2 separate regions of the Homo sapiens genome follow, and region 2 is linked to region 1. Evidence: chromatin loops called from intact Hi-C (ENCODE). Cell type or tissue: gastrocnemius medialis. All regions are shown on one strand. Links, peaks and the distances in the headings refer to the core of each region. The heading gives the core; the rest is flanking DNA. Region 1 holds the start of SRSF12 (serine and arginine rich splicing factor 12). Region 2 overlaps GABRR1 (gamma-aminobutyric acid type A receptor subunit rho1).

Region 1 (12,956 bases), core at 2,224-10,223:
AAGAAATGTAAACAAGGCACCTTTTAGATGTTAACTAAGATATATTAACCACAACATATAGTTGTGATACATGTACTTGCGGTGATCAAATAAAAAATACTTGGCCGGGCACGGTGGCTCATGCCTGTAATCTCAGCGCTTTGGGAGGCCGAGCTGGGCGGATCACTTGAGGTCAGGAGTTGGAGATCAGCCTGGCCAACATAATGAAACCTCATCTCTACTAAAAATATAAAAATTAGCCGGGTGTGGTGGCACACGCCTGTAATCCCATCTACTTTGGATGCTGAGGCAGGAGAATCGCTTGAACCCGGGAGGCAGAGGTTGCAGCCAACCAAGATCGGGCCATTGTACTCCAGCCTGGGGGACAAGAGCGAGACTTTGTCTAAAAAAAAAAAAAAAACTAAAAAATAAAAAATACTTAACGTTTATTTACTCCTCAAAGGTAAATTATAATACTCATCTCAGATGACTATGGAGTCAAGAGCTCCATGTATCTATACCTCTCTGGCCCCAGGTAAATCATTAAAACTCTTAGTTTCCGCTCTCCCTTATGTACAATAAAACAGTACTGCATAGGTAGAAAGGCTGGGGGGAAGTAAATGAAGCCCAGTGAAATGAGAATGTCTATTAACACCGTTCCCTCTCCCCCCGCCCCCAATTTCTTCAGCTCCATTAAGGAAGGAAGTGCTATATGAAAAAGTCATTCCTTAGTATCTGTGTTCAGACACTCTGTAGACAAAATTCTCAACGGAGGGGTGGGGCATCAGAATCAACCAGGTGAGCCTATACTCACGCCCTTAAAAAGGGTGTTAATACTGGACTCAGAACTTTAAAGAAAAACGCACTGATCTCATTCATTGAAGTTATTTTTTGTATGCAGAATAAAATTGTGTGAATAAAATGCAAGCAGCACCGTCTGTAAGTAGACCAGAACTGGGGGAAAGAAACTGTAAGGCCCGAGTACGCATTATGGTACAAAACGTTCTCACCAGCCCCAATTCCTCTCCATCTAGGAGGGTTGGATGCGCGCGATTTTATCGGGGCACGGCGACAAAGGAGCTGAAACGCGGGCACTCGCTGGAGCGCAAACCCTCCCGACTCCCGGCGGGGAGCGACCTGAGCTCGGGAGAGGGGCGCCCCGTGTCCCACGGCCCGCCGGCTGCGGTGCTGAACCGCGGAAAGCGACGCGGGCCCGGGACACGATGTGCGCGGCGCCGGGGCTGAAAGCTGGCCGGGAGGGCGGAGGCGCGAGTTCCGCCCTGGGCCGCGGAGTAGTCCGAGGGCTCACACCTCCCCAAGTGGCGCAGCCTGGGCCCGCGGGGAGGCTCCGCGCAGCTCCCCCGAGCCTCCGCCGGGCCTCGGCCGTGCTCCGCGGCGCGGCTGTTACCCCGCCCCTCCTCCGCGCCCCCAACCTGCAGCCGCGGCCGTTCACCTGGTGGCGTCCGCGACGTTCCTGATGAACAGGGAGGTGTTGGGGGGCCTCGTGTAGCGAGACATGACCGCTTCCTCCGTTCCCTCCGGGTCTGCCCGCGGCCGCTGGACTCGCTCCGTCTCCCGCTACCGCTGCTACCACCACAGGAGCTCCGCCGGCCCCCGGCGCGACCCCCACCCCTCGGCCTCAGCCCCGCCAGCGCGCAGCCGCAGAGGCCGGCGCAGAGGGGGCGCAGCGCGGCGCCAGCCTGGACGCACGGGCCGGGGGCGGGGGCGGCGCCGGCGCGGCCCAGGGGCCGCGGGAATTCCGAAGACAGGAGCGCGGCCGTTCCCAGGCCCTATGGGATCCGGGTATGGGGGGTCCTGGAGTGCGACGGGATTTGGGGAGGGGGCGGCGAGGGCCAGTGTATGTCAGGAGGGCGGAGGCCAAGAGGGGGCTTGAGGCCGCGGCGGGGACGCCGGGGGTTAGAGGACCCAGAGGTGGTGGCGGGGCTGCGGCTGGGCGGAGGTGGGGTCAGTGAGAGCCGCTTTCAACCGCGCCCCCGCTCAGCCTCCGCGGCCCTCAGCGCATCGTCCTGAGCGCAGGACCTTGGCAGTTGGTAGGCCTCCTGCCCCTCTGGTCTTGAGCCTTCGGCTTTCCAACTGTGAGGTCTCGGTTTTGTTCGGATTTGTTTTTTTAATAGAGACGGGGTCTCGCTGTGTTGCCCAGGTGGTCTCAAACTCCTGGGCTCAAGCCTCTCCCGCCTCGGCCTTCCAAAGTGCTGGGATTACAGGTGTGAGCCACCGCGCCTGGCCTGTTGGATTTTTAAGTATTATATGATTCTTCATCCTTTATTCACTTGGGGCATAACACTCAGCTGTGAGTACATTCATTCAGATGTTTATTGAGCGTCTACTATGCGCCAGGCACTTAGCGTGGGATATAGCAATGAACAAACAGGCCAAGCCCCGCCCTCTGAGCTTACATTCTAGAGGGGGGACAAACGAATGTACAAATGAATACATGATGTAGAAGACAACAGTTTAAATGCAGGGACAGTTAAGCAAAATTTAAATTACCCTCTCCCTATTCCCCCAAAATGTTGTAGCCCATCCCCTTCTAGTTAGACTCGTCTTCGCCTTGCTCCTGTGGCCGGCAGGCACAGCCTGTTATTCAGGGCTGGGAGTGTAACCAGGCAACTCCTAAGTGTGAAGAGTGCCCCTTTTCGCTCGCAGAAGTGGTAGGCTTTGAAGAATACATGTCGTGGTCACCCTTCTAGCTCACAGCCCTCCCAGAGGCTGTGGAGGTTCCTGGGTCTGCAGCTGTACTGGAACGGTGGCTATTCTTTCATTCAGAAGGGATTGCTCTGGCACTGCAGGCACAGGGCTAGACTGGCACCGTGCCTATTCCCCTAGAGCTTAGAATTTGGTAGGGAGGCAGAATCTAACAATCACACTGGTAAAGATACAAACTATAATACAGGGCTATGAAAAGAACTATATGCTGCTGAGAGCAGGCATTGTGGGATGGTGAGCAAGGCTAGAGGGTCACTTATGTTCCCTGAACAAGTCTTGAAGAGATGGGTAAAGAATGGAGAAGAGTAATTAGTGCAGTGGAACAGCACGTGCAAAGGCTTTGAGGCAATATAGTAAATGAGGCAAAACAGGAGCATGAGGCTGGAGAAGAGTTGGAAAATGAGGCTGGAGAGCAGGCTGGATTCATAATACAAAAGCTTAGAATGCTTACCATGTGTTAGTTGGCTAGGGCTGCCATGACAAAGCACCACAGATTTGGTGGCCCGAAACAACAGAAATTTATTCTCTTGTAGTTCAGAGGCCAGAAGTCTGAAATCCAGGTGTCCGCAGGGCCATCATCTATCTGAAGGCACTCTAGGGGAATCCTCTGTTTCTTCCAGTCTTTGGTGGCCCCACACATGTTTTGGCTGTGGATACATAGATCCAGTCTCCACTTCTGTCTTCACATGGCCTCCTGTCTTTCTCTCTCTCTTTCTCTGTCTCTCTCTCTTTTTATTTTAGATGGAGTCTATGTTGCCTAGGCTGATTTCAAACTCTTAGGCTCAAGTGATCCTCCTGCCTTGGCCTCCCAAAGTTGAGATTACAGGTGTGAGCCACTGTATTAGTCCGTTTTCACACTGCTGATAAAGACATACCCAAGACTGGGGAGGCCTCACAATCATGGTGTAGGGCAAAAGGCACATCTTACATGGTGGCAGACAGAGAATGAGAGCCAAGCGAAAGGGGTTTCCCCTTATAAAACCATCAGATCTCGTGAGACTTATTCACTACCAGGAGAACAGTATGGGGAACTGCCCCCATGATTCAGTTATCTCCCTCTAGGTCCCTCCCACAATACGTGGGAATTATGGGAGCTAACAATTCAAGATGAAATTTGGGTGGGGACAGAGCCAAATGATATCAGCCATCTATCCTATCCAGTTCTATCTCTTATAAGGACATTTGTCGTTGGATTTAGGGCCCACTTGGTTAATTCAGAATGATCTCATCTTGAAATCCTCACTTACATCTGCAAAGATTCTTTTTCCAGATAAGGATACATACCTGGAGATAGGACTTGGACATGTATTTTTGGGGGCCGCCATTCAAACCACTACATTGACTTTGCAAATAAAAAACTTGACCAAAGAAAAGAAACTTGACCTGGTGGGTAGTCACAATTACTCATCCCTGACATACTGTTAAGTGGAGAAAAATCAATTCATGAGACATGTAAACGATTAACCTATTTAGTTAAAAATATATTGGCCAGGCGTGGTGACTCATGCCTGTATCCTGGTGCTGTGGGAGGCCAAGTTGGGAAGATTGCTCCAAGCTAGAAGTTCGTGACCAGCTGGGCAACATAAGAGAATCTCCCCATCTCTACAGAAAATTAAAAAAAAAAAAATTAGCCAACCATGGTGGCACATGCTTGTAGTCCTAGCTGCTCAGGTGGCTGAGGCAAGAGGATTGCTTGAGCCCAGGAGTTGGAGGCTGCAGTGAACTATGTTTGTGCCAGTGCACTGCATTCCAGCATGAGTGACAGAGCAAGACCCTGTCTGTAAATAAATAAATAAATTTATCTGTATGTTCATGTATAAATAGAATTTTTCTATTCTATTTTTACCTATTCAGGTATAGGTATTATACTCTGATACTTGCTTTCTTCTTATCTTTTAGTATTGTCAGATTTTTTTAATGCTTTTTATAAATATAGAAAAAAACCACAAAGCTCTTTACAGTTTGAAAAAAGCTTTTGTAGGAGTATCCAAAAATACTTAGCATGCATGTATGGATAGGGGGTGTTTTTTCTGTTCCTTTTGATGGAAATACCTGAGGAAAGGGTCTTCAACTGTGTAAGGAGTTTCTCTTAGCAACTTGAACTTAAAAGGTAGCTGGAATTGATATAAAATAAGTTGTGGAGCCATAATTATTTATATTACATAAAAACGTATGTTCTTTTTTCCAGATATGATTTGAGGCAGCTAGTGTAAAGTGTAAGAAAGCTGTTTTCTGGTTGGAAGGCCTAAGGAGAGAACATCGTCGGGCACGGCCAACTAAGGAATGTTACAGTCAGCTTGGCCAGTGTCTTGCCCTGGTCCTTAAACCAGTTGAGATGAGTAACTGATGAAGCTGTATTTTGTCTTCCCTTTGGCAGATTAGGATACTTGAAGAGGTAGGGGAAAGGCTTAGGTCAAGAGTAAACACCCTGCCTGTCCCTGGACTCATAAACATATTCATATTTACCCTTTGTTCTAGAACTTAAGTGCCATTTAACAAAAGTATTGCTTTATTGAATCATTGCTTTAAGGCACCAAATGGTACCCTCCAGGCTTAGGAGAGTTAATGTTTTTCTTAAATTGCCTGAGGATTCCCAAGGAGTATACCACTGGCAAATCTGACAACTGTTCCCATAACAAAAGCCTCATTTTTACATGAGAGTTTCATATATTGTTCTTCGAAGTAACTGTTGCTTCCATTACTTTTTATTTAATACATTTAAAAAATTATGATCAATTAAATGCTTTTTAAGTTTTCACCTAAGAGAGACTTTGATTTGAAAATATTTTAGGAAAACCTGTGTCATATCTCATTTAGATATCATCACCTGACTTTTCAAAAGTAAATACATTTTAAACTTTTTCATTGGAATCACGGTTTTATAAAGTGTATTGCAAGAAAAATTCAGAATCTCTTTTCAGTTTTACAAGTCTTTAAAATTAGTAGTCTATGTTGTGTTTAAAATAGAGCCACATGTGAATCTATTTATAATGTTTGGTTGTTTACTCCTGAATCCTGTCTTTGGGGAAATTGCTGATATGACAATAACTTACTGTCATTTAGAATCTAAACACTTAGGACTTTCCTCTTATCTCTACCTACCTGCACATAGTCTGAGCTGACTATCTCTTACATTCTTTTTGTCTCTTAGAAACATCTATTCTGAATGGTACAGGAGAAGCACAAACCTCTCAATATCATCAGTAGATTTGTGGGAGAAGAGTTTGGGTTATTAGTAAAGTTCACAATTCAAGGCTGTCACTATTTCTTCCTAATTACCATGGATAATCAAGAAGTTGAGGCAGGTTTACAATGTTGAGCAATACATACGATATTTGTTATTCTAAAGCAATCTGATAGAGTATGTGGTTGAATAAGCTTTTCTTCCATTTCTTAAATGGCTCAGAATGGGCTAATTATCAGGTCTAATCAAGAAGTCAAATAGTAAAAGACTGATTAATATTTTAACTGCATTAAACAATACATCTGATTAATATCTTAATCAGATTAATTAACTAGTTTTGTTTATTACTGTCATAGTGGATAACTAGAACTAATTGAAAATTAAATTGTATTTAGGTAGGTATTAGTGTCTTGAAATTTGTGTGATTAAAAAGTACCTTGAAGAAACAGTGTCAGGATTAATGAAGTCAACAGAGAATATCATTTTATGTTGTGAACTCACTCTCCAACAGATGGTGCTAGCTTTCCTCTAGTGAGAGCTGCCATGGCCTATCCTTTCTTAAAACAAACCATGAAGAGTGATGTGGGGATTTGTATAGAACACATTGTAAACATTTTTCTATTACCTATGTACTTTGGTTTATAAGACATCATCATTCCACACAATCAGTTGGAGAATCTATGATTGTATCCTTTTATGAATTTGATCTCTTCTGCTATAGCCATAAGAAATCATGTTTTTAAAAAGGTCATTTGTGTGATAATAATGTAACTAGGAGGGATCAAACTAACTTTTTCAGAAAAGTCAACTTAGAAGGCCTGTCACTTTTCCTGTATATTCCCTAAAATGATGTTGGGTATTGAAAATCTTGGGGGGGTGTTTCTTTCTAATTAATTTGCCATTTGCTTAGTGTTGATCTATTGTATGTGAAGCACAGTGCTAGGAACTGGGGATGAAAATAGAAGTTATGCTCCTTAATTCTCAAGGACCTAGTCCATTGTTTCCCAAACTTAAGTCGTTTTCATCCATCCTGTGAGATTTTTGCCATAATGATGTACTTCTTTACCATAATATGTTTACTTTAAATTAGCTCACTTTTATTTAAAAAGAAAGCTCTATCACCAATATTAATTTTTAAAGTTTTATGGACAGAAGGAGAGCCAGGCACAGTTGCTCATGCCTGTAATCTCAGTGCTTTGGGAGGCTGAGACAGGAGGATTGCATAAGGGCAGGAGTTTGAGACTAGTCTGGGCAACATACGATACCTCATCTCTAATAAAAATAAAAACAAATTAGCTGGGCATGGTGGTGTGTGCCTGTAGTCCCAGCTACTCAGGAGGCTGGAGCACAAGAATCTCATGAACCCAAGAGGTGGAGGTTGCAGTGAGCTGAGATCGTGCCACTGCACTCCAGCCTAGGCAACAGAGTGAGACTGTCTCAAAAAAAAAAAAAAAAAAAGGTTTATAGACAGAAGGAGAGCCAGGCACAATGGCTCATGCCTGTAATCCCCGTGCTTTGGGAGGCTGAGGCAGGATGATTGAGGCCAGGAGTTCAAGACTAGTCTGGGCAACATATGATAACTCATCTCTAGTAAAAATAAAAACAAATTAGTTGGGCATGGTGGAGTGTGCCTGTAGTCCCAGCTACTCTGGAGGCTGAGGTGGGAGGATCACTTGAGTCCAGGAGGTTGAGACTGAAGTGAGCTGTGTTCGTGCCACTGCACTCTAGCCTGGGCAATAAAGCAAGATCATGTCTCAAAATAATAATAATAAACAAAACCATGTTGGAAATTCCAGCCGATTACTTTTGTCTGCGCAGGCTCCAAGCCTGCTCTCTCTTATAAAAGGGAAATTAATCACTCAATATAGAGATGTTGAAGACATACTGGCACAAAACTAAAACTTTCTCCCTAATGTAAATATGGAAAGGGCCTAGTCTGGGCAACATACGAAACCTCATCTCTAATAAAAATAAAAACAAAGTAGCTGGGTATGGTGGTGTGTGCCTGTAGTTTTAACTCTCACACTATGCAATTCCACATTTAATGTCTCATCAGTGTAACATATAAAACTAAATAGTACCACCACTGGTGAGTATCTTTAATTTTTGAGAGACGTTCTTGCTAGAGATAGACACGTATGTAAATAAGTCATTATAATATTGTTTCATTAGTGCCACATAAAGGTATTTCGGAGTAGTATGGAGGATATAATGGAAACAGATTAGTTCTCTGGCGGGGAGTACTAGGAGTTATTTTAGAGGAAATCAATGTTTGTGCTATTTATTGGATTAAATTCACCCAGGAATAAAAAAAGCAAAGTGAACTCGATGAGCAAAGGGACATTTGTGGTGAGAGTAGTGTAGTGTTGCTGAACTAGGGGAGAAGGAAGGAAGAATGCTAAAGAGATTGGAATGGAGATTTAGAGCCAAAGTTGTTTTTGTTGTTGCTGTTGTTGTTTTTTTTTTTTTTTTCAATTCGGGGTCTTGCTTTGTTGCCCAGGCTGGAGTGCAGTGGTGCAGTCATGGCTCACTGCAGCCCCAACCTCCTGGACTCAAGCAATCCTCCCACTTCAGCTTCCCAAGTTGCTGGTGCTACAAGTGTGTACCACCATGCCCTGCTAATTTTTAAATTTTTTATAGAGGTAGGTCTTGCTATGTTTCCAGGCTGGTCTCACACTCCTGGCCTCAAGTGATCCTCCTGCCTCAGCCTTCCAAAATGCTGGGGTTACAGGTATGTAACCCCACTGTACCTGGCCCCATCAAGATTTTTTAAGCAGGAGATTAAGATCAGATTTGTGTTTAATAAGGATATTCTGACAAAAATGTGGAGGATGAATTGGAACAGTAGAGACTGGTACAAGCAGATCAGTTAAAAGGGTCTTGTGTGTGATATATTTTCTCTTTTAAAAAGTATTTCTCACCGGGCGCGGTAGCTCACGCCTGTAATCCCAGCACTTTGGCAGGCCGAGGTGGGCGGATCACGAGGTCAGGAGATCGAGACCATCCTGGCTAACACGGTGAAACTCCGTCTCTACTAAAAATACAAAAAATTAGCTGGGTGTGGTGGCAGGCGCCTGTAGTCCCAGCTACTCAGGAGACTGAGGCAGGAGAATGGCGTGAACCTGGGAGGCGGAGGTTGCAGTGAGCCGAGACCGCGCCACTGCACTCCAGCCTGGGTGACAGAGCGAGACTCCGTCTCAAAAAAAAAACCATTTCTCAGCTGGGTGCAGTGGCTCATGCCTGTAACCTCAGAACTTTGGGAGGCCAAGGCAGGTGGATTACCAGAGGTCAAGAGTTCAAGACCAGCCTGACCAAAATGGTGAAACCCCGTCTCTACTAAAAATACAAAAAAATTAGCCGGGCGTGGTGGCGGGTGCCTGTAATCCCAGCTACTCGGGAGGCTGAGGCAGGAGAGTCTCTTGAGCCCAGTAGGCGGACGTTGCAGTGAGCCAAGGTCGCACCATTGCACTCTAGCCTGGGCAACAACAGCAAAACTCTGTCTCAAAAAAAAAAAAAAATTCTCAGCCAGGCACAGTGGCTCATGCCTGTATTCCCAGCACTGTGGGAGGCCCAGACAGGCGGATCACTTGAGGTCAGGAGTCCGAGACCAGCCTGGCCAACATGGCAAAACCCCATCTCTAGTAAAAATACAAAAATTAGTTGGGCATTGGGGTGGGTGCCTGTAGCCCCAGCTACTTGAGAGGCTGAGACAGGAAAATCACTTGAACCTGGGAGGTGGAGGTTGCAGTTAGCTGAGATCATGCCACTACAATGCAGCCGGGGCGACAGAGTGAAACTCTGTCTCAAAAAAAAAAAAAGTAAAGTATTTCTTGGCTGGGCATGGTGTCTCATGCCTGTAGTATCAGCACTTTGGGAGGCCAAGGCAGGAGGATGGCTTGAGCCCAGAAGTTGGAGACCAACCTGGGCAACAAAGTGAGACCCCGTCTCTACAAAAAATTAAAAAGTTAGCCAGGTGTGGTGACACGCATCTGTAGTCCCAGCTACTGGGGAGGCTGAGGTGGGAGGATCACTTGAGCCTGTGAAGTTAAGACTGCAGTGAGCCATGATTGCACCACGGCATTCCAGGCTGAGGGACATAGAAAGACCTGTCTTAAAAAAAAAAGGCCTGGCATGGTGGCTCACGCCTGTAATCCTAGCACTTTGGGAGACCGAGGCGGGTGGATCACAAGGTCAAGAGTTCAAGACCAGCCTGGCCAAGATGGTGAAACCCCATCTCTACTAAAAATACAAAAATTAGCTGGGCATGGTGGCAGGCGCCTATAATCCCAGCTACTCGGGTGGCAGAGAATTGCTTGAACTTGGAGGTTGCAGTGAGCTGAGATTGCGCCACTGCACTCCAGCCTGGGTGACAGAACGAGACTCCATCTAAAAAAAAAAAAAAAAAAAAGGAGTTATTAGCATTGTCCACTGAAAAGGCTTAGAAACAATGACCAGCCCAGTACCATTTGGCACCCCTTATGGCCCAGACCATACTCCCTAAATATAATTTTGTCTTAAAATAAACAATGACTTTTTGGAAGTGTGGCTGATTCCATGCTTGAGGGAAAAATGTACACAATGAACCTAAAATATCTTGTCATATCAGAAAAAAGTTATCAAAAGCTTCTGGGGTCATGTGAAAAGGATTCCAAAGACAATCCTGGCTAGAGATAAGACAATTTGAGTAGCAATAAGAACAATAACTGCAATGAATTAAAACATATCAAATATTTTTAAGTGCACAAGTTCATAATTATACTAAAAAACAACCCTAATTGGTCACCTTTGGATCCTAACTTTCCTGTATAAATTTATTCCTCAGGGTAACCCAAATGGTTGATGAAGGAAGTTTTGTTTTGTTTTGTTTTTCTAAAAGTATTCCAGTCAATAAAATAAAGAGGAGATGATAGAATTATAATGTCATAATTTTGCAACCCCTAATGAAGTAGTGGGTCCAGGCAATGGCCATAAATGACTGCTAAATTAATACAAAGAGAAACATCCATTATATGCTCTTCTGAAGGAAGTTCACATCAGTACCTGTGAAATGCTTTTTTTTTTTTTTTTGAGACGGAGTGTCACTCTCTTGCCCAGGCTGGAGTGCAGTGGTGTGATTTTGGCTCACTGCAACCTCTGCCTCCCGGGTTCAAGCAGTTCTCCTGCCTCAGCCTCCCGAATAGCTTGGATTACAGGCATGTGCCGCCAAGCCTGGCTAATTTTGATTTTTGGTAGAGATGGAGTTTCACCATGTTGCCCAGGCTAGTCTCAAACTCATGACCTCAGGTGATTCACCCATCTCAGCCTCCCAAAGTGCTGGGATTACAGGCCAGAGCCACTGCACCTAGCTGAAATGCTCTTCCAAAAACACTGAGTCTAGCCTAGCTCAGCATTGGTTAATAGAACTTTCTGTAATAATGGAAGTGTTCTATATCTGCACTGTCCAATACTGTGGCCACTAAACACATGGGACTATTTAAATTTAAAATAAAATTTTAAATTCATTTAGTCCTGTTGTGGGAAGTCAGGGACCCCCAAATGGAGGGACCGGCTGGAGCCGCAGCAGAGGAACATAAATTGTGAAGATTTCATGGACATTTATCAATTCCCAAATAATACTTTTATAATTTTTATGCCTGTCTTTAATCTCTTAATCCTGTTACCTTCGTAAGCTAAGGATGTACATCACGTCAGGACCAGTGTGATAATTGTGTTAACTGTACAAATTGATTGTAAAACGTGTGTTTGAACAATATGAAATCAGTGCACCTTGAAAAAGAACAGAATAACAGCAATTTTTAGGGAACAAGAGAAGATAACCATAAGGTCTGACTGCCTGCTGGGTCAGGCAAAAAGAGCCATATTTTTCTTCTTGCAGAGAGCCTATAAATGGACATGCAAGTAGGAGAGATATTGCTAAATTCTTTTCCTAGCAAAGAATATTAATATTAATACCCTTGGAAAGGAATGCATTCCTGGAGGGAGGTCTATAAACGGCTGCTCTGGGAGTCTCTGTCTTATGCAGTTGAGATAAGGACTGAGATACGCCCTGGTCTCCTGCAGTACCCTCAGGCTTATTAGGGTGGGGAGAAAACTCCACCCTGGTAAATTTGTGGTCAGATCAGTTCTCTGCTCTCAAACCCTGTTTTCTGTTGTTTAAGATGTTTATCAAGACAATATGTGCACTGCTGAACATAGACCCTTATCAGTAGTTCTGCTTTTGCCCTTTGCCTTGTCATCTTTGTTGGACCCTTATCAGTAGTTCTGCTTTTGCCCTTTGTCCTGTTCCCTCAGAAGCATGTGATCTTTGTTCTGCTTTTTGCCCTTTGAAGCATGTGATCTTTGTCCCTACTCTCTGTTCTTACACCCCCTCCCCTTTTGAAACCCTTAATTAAAAAACTTGCTGGTTTGAGGCTCAGGTGGGCATCATGGTCCCACCAATATGTGATGCCACCCCCGGTGGCCCAGCTGTAAAATTCCTCTCTTTGTACTTTCTCTTTATTTCTCAGCCAGCTGACACTTATGGAAAATAGAAAGAACCTATGTTGAAATATTGGGGGCGAGTTCCTCCAATAAGTCCCATGAGCCACTTTTCAAATGCTCAATATCTATATGTGGCTGGTGACAACTCTAGTTCTATCAGTTTTCAGGAAATACAGGGGCTAAAAAAGCACATTAATACCACCAAAAGAAAGCAATCAACAATATCCACAATGTGGAAAACTACAGGGCAAGCTACAAAGTTTCTTCAACAAATTGCAAGAAAAAAGAAAAAGGAGAGAAGCTGGTGTAGGCAAAGCTAGAGGGTGTGGTGGCCTCTCATTCTGTGGCCAAGAACCCCTTGACACTCATTGAGGGGTTATTCCTGCAGAGTCAGGGGGCTGCCACCAAGATGTGAGGAGAGAAAAAAGGGAGGTACAGGCCAAAAGGCAGGAGGGTGAGGGAGAATGGGGAGTAAAGGGGATGGGATCATGTCCAATCATGTGTATTTGTACAATAGCATTCTACACAGAATGAAAAAAGGGGTGGACCAACATGCATGAATCCCAAGCACATTGTGTTGAGCAAA
Region 2 (8,000 bases), core at 1-8,000, 64 kb after region 1:
TCAGCCTCCCAAGTAGCTGGTACCACTACACCCAGCTGATGTTTAAATTTTTTGGTAGAGACTGGGTCTTGCTATGTTCACCAGGCTGGTCTCGAACTCCTGGCTTCAAGTGATCCACCCACTTCAGCCTCCCAAAATGCTGAGATTACAGGTATGAACTACCATCACGCCTGGGTCATTTAAACTCCTGTTACTCTCATTACCTGGTCTAGGGTTCAGCAACCTCACCGTCACCTGGGAGCTTGTTATAAATGAAGATACCTGGGCCCCACCCCAAACCTACTTAATTGGAGGTCCATTTAACAATATTCTCAGCTGGGCGCGGTGGCTCATGCCTGTAATCCCAGCACTTTGGGAGGCCAAGGCGGGAGGATTGCTTGAGCTCAGGAGTTCAAGGTTACAGTGAGCTATGATCGCCCACTGCACTCCAGCCTGAGCCACAGAATGAGACCCTGTCTCTATTAGGAAAAAAAATAATTTTATATATATATATGTAATTTGTTCATAGTTCATATGCACGTCAAAGTTTGAGAAGCACTGATTTAAACAATCTCTTTAGATTTCTTTATGGGGAGAAATGTGCTTTAAGTTAAAAAAGAAAGTTAAACACAACATTGTATTTAGGAACACAGTGAACAATCACAGGTCCAGCTACATTTTAGCTCTTCTTTTGTGTCCTTACAAGGAAAACATATGCATGGAGGAGTTGAAGAGAAAGGGAGGATGATGGAAAAAAAAAAAGACAAAAAAAAAAAGGAAAAGGCCTTATATGCGTGAGATGCCTAGGACTAAAAATAAAATGGATGGGGACTTGGCAATATGAACTTGGAAACTTGGCACCCTGGGTCATTATAATGCATGGGACATGCCTCTGGTTACCAGCAAGCTACTGCAGAGGGACTGTCAGAATGCTGAGGGTCAAAAGAACAGGGTTCCTCCAAGGAACCAATACTTTGGGGTGATGGATACAGGAGATAATATGTGCTGGGTTGTAGTGCTATGTTGGTGCTCCCTCTTACAGATTAGGAAGACCATGGGGTACTTAAAAAGAATGTGCTTCCCTGTGCAGTCAATTGCGCAAGTTTTACATAGAAACTGCATGAAGATTTGAGCGAAATCATCCTGAAAGGTGACTGGTCAAAAAAGAGGCAAGAAGCACAATTCACAATTGCAAAGATATGAAATCAACCTAAGTGCCCATCAACAGATGAATGGATATGAATGAATATGGTATATATACACCATGGAATACCACTCTTCCATTAAAAAAAAAAGATGAAATAATGTCTTTTGCAGTAACTCGGATGGAACTGGAGGCCATTATTCTAGGTGAAATAACTCAGGAATTGAAAAGCAGATACCACATGTTCTCACTTATAAGTGGGAGCTAAGCTATGGAAACACAAAGGCATACAGAGTGGTATAGTGGACACTGGAGACTCGGAAGTGGAGAAGGTGGGAGGAGAGTGAGGGATGAAAAACTACCCATTGGGTACAATGTACACCACTCAGGTGACAGATGTACTAAAATCCTAGACTTCAGCTGGGCGCAGTGGTTCATGCCTGTAATCCCAGCACTTCAGGAGGCTGAGGTGGGCCAATCATTTGAGGTCAAGAGTTCAAGACCAGCCTGGCCAACATGGTGAAACCCCATCTCTACTAAAAATACAAAAATTAGCCAGCCGTGGTGGTGGGTGCCTGTAATCCCAGCTACTCGGGAGGCTGAGGCAGGAGAATTGCTTGAACCCAGGAGGCAGAGGTTGCAGTGAGCCCAGACCTGGCCATCTGGCCATTGCACTCTAGCCTGGGCAACAGAGTGAGACTCCGTCTCAAAAAAAAAAAAAAAAAAAATTCCTAGACTTCACCACTATACAATTCATCGATGTAATCAAAACCCACTTGTGTCCCTACTTTTTTTTTTAAGGCAAGAAATGAAGCAAGTTAACCTCAGCTATTTAGCGCAGGCAAGCTCCCAGGAGAAAGGTCACAGAGCATGCCCCCGCAGGCAACAGGAGGGGGTGAGCCTGTCCCAACCCTTGGTTCAAAAAGGAACAACTGGGTCCACAGGGGACTGACCAGTGGTTCTTGCACTGACACTTAGAAGAGAGTCACCAGGAGGGGCTGTGCAAGCAGCATAGCAAGAGCAGACTGGTCAAGAGTGGAGCGACCCCACGGGGCTGGCTGGAGCAGGGAGAACGTAAATTGAAAACAGCAGACCTGAATTGTATTTGTTTCCTGCTGTCAAGGAGGGGACTCGGATCAGCGTATCACGGCTGAGATGCCAGTTACTAAGCTGGCAATGCGATTGTCTCAAATAAACCCACTCAAGTGGCTTATGTTTTAAGTTCTTACTAATTTTTTTAGGTTAGTACTCTGACGCATTGGTAATATCAAAAAAATCACTTCCACCCACTGCTTGCTACCCACTAGACTTCACTTAGGATTTCTGCCTTTAGTTTCTTTTCTTTCTTTTTTTTTTTTTTTTTTGAGGCAGGGTCTCACTCTGTCGCCCAGGCTGGAGTGCAGTGGTGTGATCTCAGCTCACTGTAACCTCCGACTCCAGGGCTCAAGGGATCTCCCACCTCAGCCTTCCAGATAGCTGGGACTACAGGCGTGTGCCACCACACTTGGCTAATTTTTGTATTTTTAGTAGAGACTGAGTTTCACCATGTTGGCCAGGCTTGTCTTGAACTCCTAAGCTCAAGCAATCCATCCACCTTGGCCTCCCAAAGTGCTGGGACATGAGCCACTGCACCCGGCCTCTGTCTTTAGTTTCAAATATAAGTGACACTGCTCACCTGACGACCAATTCAAACCTTTCCTATAATAGAGGGTGAACCTTGGAGACCAAGCTGAAGCCTGCCCTGACTCTCAGCCCTCACTCTACACTTACCTGTGCTGCTGTAGAAAGCCAGTTTGGTGGTGGTGTGGAATTCCTGAATGAGGAACTGGGAGAGTGAGATCCGTTCATCTGTCTTTAAGGAGTCATTGCCCTTTTTCCAGTACAGCATGAGGTCATCTTCTGTATAGGCATCTGAAAAGACAGGGGCCAGCATCAGACACAAGGTGGTGGCAAGACAGGATGGTCTGTGGGGCTATGTAGAAGCTGTGTCCTGACCTCCCACACTGACTACTGGGATTGTGATATGATAGTTTGAAAAACAAACCACAGTCTAAACAAAGCAAAACAATATCCAAAAAGACAAATCTAATTATCTCCACTCTTCCAAAAGTCATCAGAGCAAAGTTCTCAAGCCCAAATGCACATAATTCCTGCAAAAGGGTTCACCCTACAATTCAGCCTGCCATTTATTAGGTTAAATCAAATGGAATTCTATTTTTGTAGGTTAGAAATGGTTAAATATTGGCAAAATTTCACATGGCTCAGCCTTATAAATGGAGAGTAATTTAGCCTTTTCCTTTCTTCTTTCAAAGTGTGGCGACTCATCAATTGATGGCAAGCACCTGTAAACACTATCAGGTAATAAAGGCTGAATTTTAGCAAGAAAAGATCCATAAAGAGACGGGAGTGGAACAAGTCCCTCTCTGTAGGACTCCAGTTACTCCTACTCAGGGTAAAGTCGAAGTGAATCCATGATCATCACCCTTTCTGGTGCTACCATTTCCCCTTCCCTCACCTGCTTCTGGTGAACTCCAAGTGAACAAACCTACCTCCAGCCTGAGCATAACTGAGGAGAAGCCTCATGGCACTGCCAGTCCAGCCTGTTGATGTGTAAACAGTTCCTTCCAGGGGTCCCTGGGACTATTTTATTCTTGTTTTCTAACACTTGACCTGTGTGATGGTCAGTTTCATGTGTCAACCTGGCTTGGCTATGGTACCCAATTATACAATCAAACACTAATCTGTAAAAGTGTTTTGTAGATGTGACTAATATCTACAACCACTGGACTTTAAAGGGGATTTTCCTGGATAATCTGGGTGGGCCTGATTCCATCAGTTGAAAGGCCTTAGAAGCAGAAATGAGGCTTCCTGGAAGAAGAAATCCCACCTGTGGCCTGCGGCATCCGCTCCTGCCCCAGAGTGCCCCTCCTGCACTCCTGATGGCCCGCCCTGCAGATGTGGGACTCTTAGCCAGCCCCCACAATCCTGCTAGCCACTTCCTTGCAATAAATCTCTACTCTGTATGTCCTACTGGTTCTGTTTATCTGGCGGAGCCATGACTGATACAACCTGAAAAAAGGCTACATTCCAGATGGAGGCAGAAGCTGCCCAGGCATAGTGGGGAAAACTAAGTTCTGGAGACAATGAACTCAGTATTTCAGTCTGGCTCTGCCACCGAGCTCTGTCCCTCCTTTGTATAATGATAATAACCTGTTCTTCAGGGTCTTGTGAGGGTTGAATGACAAGGCAGAGGTAAAGCCACTGTGCAATAAGTAGCCACTCCCTTGGTCCTGGGTTTTATTACACCCTTTCCCCACATTCAGTGCCCTATGCAGCTGTCCCTTTGGCCCCAGCGGTGTGTGATGTCAATGTCCCTGCACTCCTTGGTCCCAGATGATTGGAGCCAGGGGACACCTGATCCACTGCTACAAGCCCAGGCTGGCTGATAAAGTGCCCTGGAACAGTGAGAACCCTCACTAGGGCTTTGACACTGCCAGGGAGTGCCAGTGTTCAGGAGGAGTGTAGGAGTCACAGGGGTGTCCACTGTGCTGTGGGAGAAAGTGTTTGGGCAGGGAGGAGAATGGAGCGGACATGTAGAGGGACAGAGATGCATGTGGATCATTTTATACTGCCTCAGCCTGGCTCTTTCTGTGGCCTGGTTTCTGGGGGGTGTGTGTGTGTGTGTGTGTGTTGTGTTGTGTTAAAATACACATAAAATTTACCATCTTAACCATTCTTTAGTGTAACTTCAGTGGTATTGCACTACATTCTTAAGTGTTGTATTTATGATGCATGATAAATATAATTAAAATTATACTACATGAAAATTACTACATAAATACAGCCATTCTTATGGTAGGATACATCATTTGCCATTGTATATTCTCCCATTCGTGGGTTGCATTTACTCTGTTGATAATGTTTTGATGCACAGCATTTTAAAATTTTCATGTAGTATCTGTGTTGTACTACATTACTACATAAACACAACCAGTATGATGGTCATACCACCATCCATCTCCAGAACTCTTTTCATCTTCCCAAACTGAAGCTCCATACCCATTTAACAATAACGCCTCATCCCTGTTTCCCCTCTCCCCAGCCTCTGGCAACCACCATTCTACTTTCTGTCTCTATAATTTTGACTACGCTAAGTACCTCTTAAAAGTGACATCATACAGTATTTGTCTTTTGCGATTGGCTGATTTCACTTAGCATAATGCCCTCAAGTTTCATTCATGCTGTAGCATGTATCGGAAATCCTTGTTTTTTAAGGCCGAACACTCTTCCACTGTATGCAGATACTGCATTCTGTGTATCCATTCATCCATTGATGGACACTTGGGTTGTTTTCATGTTTTAGCAATTGTGAATAGAACTGCTATAAATATGAGCATACAAGTACCTTTTCAAGACCCTGCTTTCAATTCTTTTGGTTATTTACCCAGAAATGGATTTGCTGGATCATATGTTCTTAATTTTTTTTTTTTTTTAGACATGGGGGTCTTGCTTTCTCACCCAGGCTGGAGTGCAGTGGTGCAATCATAGCTCACTGCAGCCTGCAGCCTCAGGCTCTTGGGCTCAAGTGATTCTCCTGCCTCAGCCTCCCGAGCAGCTGGGACCACAGATGCCAGCCACCATGCCCAGCACATTTTTGTATTTTTTGTAGAGACAGGGTCTTGCTATGTTGCCCAGACTGGTCTTCAACTTCTGGGCTCAAGTGATCCTCTTACCCCGGCCACCCACAGTGCTGGGATTACAGGTATGAGCAACCGTGCCCAGCCATTGTTTTAATTTTTTGAGGAGCTGTTTTCCCCAGTGGCTGCACCATTATACATTACTACCCACAAAGGATAAGGGTTCTAATTTGTTCACATCCTCCCCAGAATTGTTTTCTGTTTTGTTGACAGTATTCATCCCAGTAAGTGTAACTCACTGTAGTTTTGGTTTGCATTTTCCTAATGATTAATGATGTTGAACATCTTTTCATGTGCTTCTTGGCCATTTGTATACCGTCTTTGGAGAAATGTCTATTCAAGTCTTTTGTCCATTTTTTTAAGCAGATTGTTTTGTTGTTGTTGTTGAGTTTTAGCTGTTCTCTTTGTATTCTGGATATCAATCCTTTATCAGATAGATGATTTATCAATATATTATCAATATATTCTCCCATTTGTGGGTTGCCTTTTTACTCTGATAATGTCGATGCACAAAATTGACAATTTTCATGTAGTCCAATTTGCGTATTTTTTTCTTTTGTTGACTGCACCTGTGGTGTCATAGCGCCTGGTTTTCAGTTTTTCCAGGATGTCTGTGTGTGTGCAAGCTTCCTGAAATCCCTTGTTGTGCCTGAGCATCTCAACCACCACACGAACTCACAGTGGCAGTTCCCTAGGGCAACTGTTGTCAAACTTGTTTTGGCCAGGAAATCCTTTCTTCAGCAGAAATTACATTTAGAAGAGCAATAAAACACATCAAAAATGAGCTCTCTGGATGAACTCATGTCTGTGTGTGTGTGTGTGTGTGTGTGTGTGTTGGGCAAAGGGCTTGGAAGGAGACCCACATTCGCTTAGCCCTCTACTTCCCTTCCCCAAGCAGTTACCCTGATTCAACAGAACAAAGTTTAAAACCATTGCCATAGGGCATTAAAAAGATCAGTTATGTTTATTGCACACGTATGTTTATTGCGGCATTATTCACAATAGCAAAGACTTGGAACCAACCCAAATGTCCAACAATGATAGACTGGATTAAGAAAATGTGGCACATATACACCATGGAATACTATGCAGCCATAAAAAATGATGAGTTCATGTCCTTTGTAGGGACATGGATGAAACTGGAAACCATCATTCTCAGTAAACTATCGCAAGAACAAAAAACCAAACACCGCATATTCTCACTCATAGGTGGGAATTGAACAATGAGATCACATGGACACAGGAAGGGGAATATCACACTCTGGGGACTGTGGTGGGGTGGGGGGAGGGGGGAGGGATAGCATTGGGAGATATACCTAATGCTAGATGATGAGTTAGTGGGTGCAGCGCACCAGCATGGCACATGTATACATATGTAACTAACCTGCACAATGTGCACATGTACCCTAAAACTTAAAGTATAATTAAAAAAAAAAAAAGATCAGTTATGGCAATGAAGGTTTTAGTTTCAAATTTGTTCCTGATATTTAAAATTACCCTAGACCTAGCTTCAATCTAACACATTACTTTAAAAGTACAGTCATGAAGGCTGGGCATGGTGGCTCACGCCTGTAATCCCAGCAGGTGGTCACAAGGTCAGGCGTTGGAGATCAGCCTGGTCAACATAGTGAAACCCTGTCTCTACTAAAAATACAAAAAATTAGCCAGGCATGGTGGCAGGTGCCTGTAATCCCAGCTACTCGGGAGGCTGAGGCAGGAGAATCACTTGAACCTGGGAGGCAGAGGTTGCAGTGAGCAGAGACTGCGCCACGGCATTCCAGCCCAGGCGACAGTGTGAGACTCCATCTCAAAAAAAAAAAAAAGTCTACTCATGAATAAGGAACACACACTGTTCCTGCAGCTGAGAGTTAGAGGTGTTGAGAATTATCAGGAGCTGTGTGCTGATGCCCGGGGACAAGTCTACTCACAGCTTTCAATTTCAAGAGAGCACGTTTGTGTGTCCAAGGGAAATCGGCTGAAGTCCATGTTGCACATTGCAGTTACTGTAACCCTAGGGCCAAAAAGACAAAATTGATTTATTCAGAGCCTGCAAAAGACGAGTGCAAAATGATAAATGGAAAAGGCCTCTGCTTCCTTCCAATATGATAGATGCCTCTTCTCATACTTCATAAGCAATGTGTCAGGGTTTAGATAAGTAGCTTATGAGTGATACCATCACT

The links. Hi-C counts contacts between places; a loop is a spot of excess contacts. Peaks named below come from ENCODE experiments on the same cell type or tissue, not always from the same donor. Only the 100,000 strongest peaks of a DNase experiment are listed, where the experiment ranks them.
Region 2: it touches region 1 in a loop (4-fold over the local background); 2 of 110 quality-filtered maps call a loop at or near these places.

What each region holds. Positions count from the first base shown.
Region 1 is chr6:89,116,391-89,129,346 of GRCh38, forward strand. It overlaps SRSF12 (serine and arginine rich splicing factor 12), which reads right to left and starts at 1,681. Exons shown (of 5, transcript NM_080743.5): 1 at 1,433-1,681. The coding sequence starts at 1,497. It also overlaps a transcript of PM20D2 not described here. RefSeq lists silencers at 1,265-1,534, 12,000-12,294 and enhancers at 6,385-6,514, 12,000-12,294. In gastrocnemius medialis, for the core only: a CTCF peak has its summit at 6,431 (motif pointing right); a DNase peak (open chromatin) is centred at 10,031.
Region 2 is chr6:89,182,417-89,190,416 of GRCh38, forward strand. It overlaps GABRR1 (gamma-aminobutyric acid type A receptor subunit rho1), which reads right to left. Exons shown (of 10, transcript NM_002042.5): 6 at 7,749-7,831; 7 at 2,894-3,034. Among named protein-coding and RNA genes, the nearest start is that of GABRR1, 31 kb to the right of the region's middle. In gastrocnemius medialis, for the core only: no CTCF peak of the experiment used is centred there; a DNase peak (open chromatin) is centred at 4,575; H3K27ac peaks cover 2,777 bases.